Regions from separate parts of the Mus musculus genome. Here region 1 is linked to region 2. The links are chromatin contacts, found by Hi-C or POLR2A ChIA-PET in ENCODE. All regions are on one chromosome and are shown on one strand. The core of a region is the stretch at or near the end of the contact, and the rest is flanking DNA. Distances in the headings are between cores, read along the strand shown. Region 1 has its middle 3.8 kb from the start of Gm31135. Region 2 has its middle 140 kb from the start of 4933430N04Rik.

What was found. A loop is a pair of places that touch in the nucleus more often than their neighbours do. ChIA-PET counts read pairs that join two places held with the same protein, here RNA polymerase II (POLR2A).
Region 1: a loop to region 2 is called in a map of heart, with 2.2 times the contacts of the local background. The contact joins two enhancer-like sites. A Hi-C loop is called at or near these places in 1 of 37 maps with a recorded cell type or tissue (heart). POLR2A ChIA-PET finds 5 or more read pairs at or near these places in 1 of 5 experiments (embryonic stem cell).

The regions. Positions count from the first base shown.
Region 1 is chr8:8,486,790-8,490,219 of GRCm38, forward strand. No RefSeq gene overlaps it. Among named protein-coding and RNA genes, the nearest start is that of Gm31135, 3.8 kb to the left of the region's middle. RefSeq lists an enhancer at 1,265-3,430. Within about 2 kb of position 1,907, at least 1 of the 3 ENCODE cell types and tissues checked has a DNase peak (open chromatin) inside an H3K27ac peak, as active enhancers do; it is heart, where a contact is called at or near this core.
Region 2 is chr8:8,990,820-8,994,113 of GRCm38, forward strand. No RefSeq gene overlaps it. Among named protein-coding and RNA genes, the nearest start is that of 4933430N04Rik, 140 kb to the right of the region's middle. Within about 2 kb of position 1,797, at least 1 of the 3 ENCODE cell types and tissues checked has a DNase peak (open chromatin) inside an H3K27ac peak, as active enhancers do; it is heart, where a contact is called at or near this core.

The DNA of each region.
Region 1 (3,430 bases), core at 657-3,156, 500 kb before region 2:
GTTGCCGTGGAACAGAGCCTGCCAGGTAAAATTAATTGTGTCATTGTATTATTTTCTAATTAAAATGGGAACAAACAAGTAAGATAAAAGCCAAAAATAAGTGAGAGAAATCTGGACCGTTAATTGTTTCTGGCTCCAACTAATTTTTAAATGTCTCAGGTTAAGAAACGAGCACACGTTTAATTCTGACAAAACCATATTTCCTAGCCAGACATCAGAGCTCATGGCTGCAATCCCAGAACTCTGGAGGTGGAGACAGGAGGGTTTCCACAACTTGAAGCCAGCCAGCCTGGGCTACTTTGTAGTGGTTTTCAGACCAGCCTGTGACTCTGTGTAAGATCTTGTCTCAAACACACACACACACACACACACACACACACACACACACACACACCACTTTCTCTGCTAGTCACCAAATTAACATTCCAAGCACTGGGAGAAGAATTTGAACCAAATTTTTGGAAGCAGACAGGAAATGCTAATTTTAAAAGCTATTTATTAACATAAACTTTAATCCCAACACTTGGGAGGAGAGGCAGGTGGATCTCTGAGTTCCAGGCTAGCCTGGTCTACAGAGTGAGTTAGTTCCAAGATAGCCAGGGCAATACAGAGAAAAACTCTTGACTTGAAAATGGATCGTCTATTTTAAATAACAGGGGGACTTTTGACCTGTAATGCTGTTTTTGTCAGCTCATTGAATAATTCCTGATTGATTATCCTTTTTTTTTTTTTTTTAATTCCCTGAAGGAGTACTGCTTCCCCCAAGTAGCTGAGACTGGTTTAATAAACACTTGCAGTGTGAATGTGGGTGAGCTTTTCTATTGATGCTTTAACTTCACTTCAGGTTAATCAGCCCACGTCACTAGCGCAAACATACTTGAAACACTAAAATGAGAATGGACCTGACAGGCCCGTGACGTGTACACAATGATTTTACAATTGCTACTTAAAACTAAGTTCCTTTGGTCAGGGTCATACTTTAGATATGTTACCTATATTGTTAGGTTCCACAAAAGAACACAGGGCTCATAGCAACAGGGGCAGAATAAATGTCTCCATGAGATTCCAAGGGCATTAGTCACTTGATAGCTTGTGTGGTGCACAACAAAGCCGGGGCCAGCTAAGTCCTTTCGGATACACAGAAGGAAGGGCTCAGACAAAAGGCTGAGGCTGCCGCCTGATATCCAAGAGCAAATGACAACTCTTAAAACTCTCCCTGCTCTGAACTGCTCAAGAAAATATGAAAGTAATTTTCAAAGAGCATGGCTTGACGCTTCTCTCCTAAAAGAAAATCCTCCCCAGAGTCTCTGATTAAAGAAGGGCGTAATCACTCTTTCTGATTCACTCTGATTTCACCTCAAAGGGGACCCGAGGTTTCTTTATACCAAGTTGACTCTTACTTCAAACCAAAGGCAGAAGAGAGGGAAAAAAAAGTCAAGTCAGTTTGAGCAGCCTCTCCCAAAAAGCTCAGAACGTCAGGTTATTTATAGGTGTTAAACTGAACCTTTAAACACAGAAATTGCCAGCCTCTATCTGACGCAGCGTGTAAGACAAGGACACAGGTCTTGTGCAACTCTGAGGTGGGTTAAATAACTCAGACACAAAATTTATGTGCCTCGTGCCATCACGGCTTCTGACCCAATGCTGTATAGTCTGTAGTGAACGTGAGTGGCGCGCACATGTGTGTGTGTGTGTGTGTGTGTGTGTGTGTGTGTGTGTGAATGAATGTGTGATATGTTGTATGTAAAGAGTCCAAGGCAAGAATCAGTATCCTGTCCTGCCCATAGATGCACAAGCACCCAGCATCCAGAGGGTAAGGTAGTGTGTTCCTTGATGAGCGCTCTGGGAACAAGCCCAGCCTGGAAAGGGTTGAGAGCATAGGGCTGCCAGGCCAGCTCACACTCCCGAGCCAGTGAGCCTGTCCAACTAATCGGCCGGGTTTGTTTGCACAGCTTTGCTGGAGCGTTTGCAGGGATGCACCCCCAGCTCCCCGCAGAGCCTGAGAGAGAGTGGCCAGCCAAGATACCAGCGGGACCAGGATTCACCTGCATGCCCAGATACGGGCAGAAAAAACATAGCACAGTTTGTCCAAACAGCCCTGGGCGCTGCAGGATGGCTGTCCCCGAGGTCTTCCCCCAGCTTTGCTGCCAGGGGACACCAGCCAGGTTTATCTAAGGGCTGAGATACACTCTTTGAAATTCGCAGTCAGGCAGGCCTGCTGTGACCCAGGGAGGGACTTCTAGAGCTCCCCCGGGGAGCCAAGCTCTACCTGGAAACGCTTGGCAGACACATTCAATGAGGTTCCCACAGCCCACAGCCTTAGTCAGCACCTGGTCGGTGGAGTGACTCAGAAATTGGGAGCGAGGAGGGGCTTCAGGTTTTCTGAACCCACTGTCACGTACGTCACGTGATTAACCAAAGCATGAGCCTGCTCAGAACCACAGGCAGGAGCCATCTGCCTTTGTCTTGCCTTTGTTATCTTACAGAACCAGCACGGGGAGGAACAGCCTTTGACTTTCCAGATTCCCCCACCACCATCACCAACCCCCACCTCCAGCAGCAGGCTGGGTGATAACGTTTTTGATTAAGCTCTTGCACACATCAGCAAAGCCTAATTATGAAAGATCTAATAATATATCGCCGTGTTTCTCTGACAACCACGGGCGTCTCCTCTCAGCATCCTCCGAGCTATTGGAAAGGGGAGCAGACACTGACACCTCGCACTAACTGCACAGGGAGAGGGCCAGGCCTAGAACCTTCTGCACAGGACGATTGGGGTCTTTCTGCAACACCCATCTCCTGCAAGGGCAAACTTGGCTATACACAAAAAGGGATTTGTTTGATTTTGTTTTTTAAGTCGGGGGTGTGGGGTGGGGAATTAAGCGTTGTTTGGCAATTAAAATAAGTGGAATGAAGAATCATCTCATTAGCATTCCTCCAGTGGCAAAGGATGTTCAAACCTTGCGACCCTGGCGGTAAGATGCCTCACACTGCCGCTGCTTTATGTATAGCTAAAAATACATTCGGTGACACTTTAACCGGCAAGAGAAAGCACTCCGTTTCTCTATACATATGGAAATAAGCTCTCTCCGGAGACACCTGGAACAATGGCGGCAAAATCTATATCAAAAGAGACGCAGCCTCTGCACAGCTTTCCTTTGTGCCCAGAATGCTTGTGGCAGCCCTGAGTTCATGGATTTCTACCGTGGTGCAATTTAAAACAAATGATGCTTGCTTACCTCCAACCCCCACCTCCCTGCAGGCAGCTTGCCTGCGTGTGCAGGCAGTATACCAGGGGGTCCTTCACAGAGGAATTTGCCACATACACTTGACACTTGATCAAAGCAGGGGCATTTGTCTCCCTGAAACAAAACTGCAAACACCAAAGGCCCTGGCCCCATGATGCTCCTGGGTCTTCCTGCACAGCCTT
Region 2 (3,294 bases), core at 547-3,046:
TGTTAGCCAGGCCACATGGAACACACTGCTCAATTCCCAGAGCTGTGGGTTACGAAGAACTTAGTGAGTGAGCTATATGGCCTTGGCAAAGCCAGGGGGTAGGCTATGACACCATAGACACAGAGAGCCACGACTGTTTAGCCTGGAGAAGGTTCAAGACGACTTGGCTTCATTCTTTGCATACTTCTGCAGAGGAATGCTGGTGTATTTTTCTATCCGGTGCCCAGATGTTAAAATCTTGACCAATGAAAATGAAGATGAACAAATTTGGGCTTAGGACAAGGGTGCATGGGCCAGCCATCCTACCATCTGGCGAGAGTCAGCCTCTTTGGGAGACATCTCCAGCTTCAGGCTTGCTTATTTAGGAAATGGAAGATGAGGGCTTGCGCAGGCCTCCTTGGCTGCGCGTCTCTCAGAGTCTGGCCTGAAGGTCAAGTTTTTGAGTCACAGCCAGACACTTCCTACGGCCCCGGCCCATAAACCCCTGTGAGGGTTGAGAACTAGTGTGTGCTCCCTGAGATCAGTGGAAATAATTACAGCCTGGGGACACGAAAAACAGAACAAGCCCACACAGGCATCCTCTGGATTCTGACCAGCAGAGAAAATGTTGACAGTGACTTTCAAAAGCCGACACAGCCACCAGGTGATCATCACCCAAGGTCCTTTGTTCAGGGAAACAGGAAGTCTTCATCTGGGGTGAGACCTTGCTGAAAGATGCCAAGTGTTTTGGAGTAGGGGCCAGAAATCCTGCTTGTTGGACAGTTTGAGTTTGTGTAGCTCTTAGAGACTGCATGACCCTTATTTAGTTTTAATTTCTTCCCTTTAAAAGTAAATAGGCATTACCAGAATGACAACACAACATTTCTTTGAAGAACATGAGTTCTTATTCTGCTTTGATTGGGAATATTTGAAAATGCTGGCTTCGTGTTGTCCCTCAGTTCAAACCAACATACAACCCCAAAGACACATTTAAAGCCAAAAGTGCCATCCTTTTTTTTTTTTAAAAGAAGGACAAGACTTTTAAATCCTTAGAGTTCATGTCGACTTCAGCGGGAGAGGTAGCTACTCAGAAACTCGTTTTTTCCCCCCTCCTTTTCATAATACAATGAATTTTTAAAAAGCAAGCCCACTCATTACTGAAATTACCCCAGTCCTACTCACCGAAGTCAATTTGATTGACTGCAGTTACATAAGGCACAGCTGCCTTTGTTTCACGACACCCTCCCGGTGCTCAAGGTGCTCACGTTAGTCCTTGCCCTTTACCCTTAGATTCGCTCTCCTTGGAAGAGTCCGAACCAAGGAAAAATCCGGAGCAGTAAGAAGTGAGACTCATAAACAAGGACAGAAGCAGAGGCACGAAAAGTCAGGGGTGGGGGTGGGGACAGTGACTTGCAGTTGTGATTTGTGAAGGGGAAGGTCATGGGAGAGCTGAGTATGGAAGACAAGGCAGGCCCTCATAAACGTCCCTTGCCCATTGCAAGAGACAGGGGAATCAAGGGCTGTGCCCTAAGAAAGAATGTTTTCCTAACCCAGCATCTCCGTTAAAGTTCATAGGAGAACCTGAGGTCCAAGGGTGAACCTGAAGCCTTGCTTGCATTTATGTTTCCTTCAGCCCTGGGTGATCAGGCAGAAGGTTTCCACGATGTCAGATGTACAGCGAAAACCCGGACAGAGAAGGCCATAGGGAAAGAATGCTGCTGTGGGAGGGAACAGGGTCAGCTTCCCGCGGGGATGCGGACACAAAGCCCAAGGTGCTATACTCCTGTTGGCTGCTGACTGCAGGCCTGGCTGACATCAGGCCCTGATGATGCCTGTTAACACTGAGCAAAAGCGCCCTGTGCTTTTTCAGAATACAGCCCCAGCCCTTTCTGCTGCTTGGTGGGTTGATGCTAAATTAAACCAAGAGCTAGGAGGGGAAGTCAATTTCTATTTCTGGCTGCTTTAGACAATATGGAGTCCTGGGTGGGAAGGTTCACAACAGAGTGGATTTTCCAGGAAGTGCTGAGGTCTTCCTGCGTTTTGACGCCAGAATGTTGGCAAAAGCTTTCACGGTAGGACTTTTTTTTTTTTTTTTTTTTTTTTGTGCCTACTAAAGCAAGCTTTAGCTTTTAAGTAAGCAGAAATTTCCCTGGGATCTACTGCCCTCTGCTGGCGATGGCAGATACTTCCCTTCTCTTTCATCAGCTGCAAAGGATAGAATGAAAAACGAGTTAATTTAATAAATAACCCTCATGGGCAATGAAGAAGTCACATGTGAATTCCCTTAAATATAAGCTTACTGAGTTTATAATAAATGAATAATAAGTAAATAAATAAAATTAATTAATTAATTAGACTTTTTAGCTCCTCCTTGGCAAACTCCTCAAAACATGTACAACAGCAACCCCAAATTCTCACCACCCCTCTAAAATTTTAGGGATTTATTATATATAATAAACTGATCAAAGGATTCTAGTCAGCTATTTATAAACCTCCCCACAACCTCCTAAAACATAGCAGGGGGGTTATTTTAGATAAACTCTGGCTGTCCTGAATTTATGCTTTAATGAGCTCCCAGGTGGACAGTTTCATAAATCCACCGTCATGTGTCCAGCACCTCCTTGGTTAGTTAATATATACTGAAGACTAAACCATTCAAACTCCCTAAACAATAGATTCCATCAGTGCTCCTCCCTGGGCAGAAACTGCTACAGTCAAACAAAACAGGAGAAACCAGGGATGACCCCAGAGCATCTTCAAAGCCCAGCAAAACTTCCCCGCGGTTTTTGAGTCAAACTTGATAGTCCATGGAATAGCTCACCTGCCGCCAGAGACTTGTTTACTGCACTCTGATATGATCAAACAAATGCTCAGAAACTGGGGTAGATCCACACTTAGAGAAACAAACCTGTAGTGAAACTCAGCTGCAGAACCCGGATGAGAATTAATTGTCTCAAAAACCCTCAGCCCGTGGCTCCACCAGCCCAACAAGGCTGTGTCTTTATTAGTAATCAGAAGGAATTTGGTACATTGAACACTTTATCACAAGCCATGCTCACGGGTGAATTCTAATTAAAGCAGTTTTATGGCTTAAGAGACAGCCCAAACTTAAAAACATTTTTAAGAAAGGGAAGCTGCTACAAAGCCAGAAGACTGTGAGCTGATCTGTTTGTTTAACCCAGGTGGGCTCTAGAGTCAGTTACGTTCTCTTGTTTATAATTATTTGGGGGTTTGGAGGAGCCTCGAGTGGCTTTTTCCTCTCTCCTTTAAATTAAAGAGCAGCGTGCAGGCTGCTCCATTCGGTTCTGCTTGGGT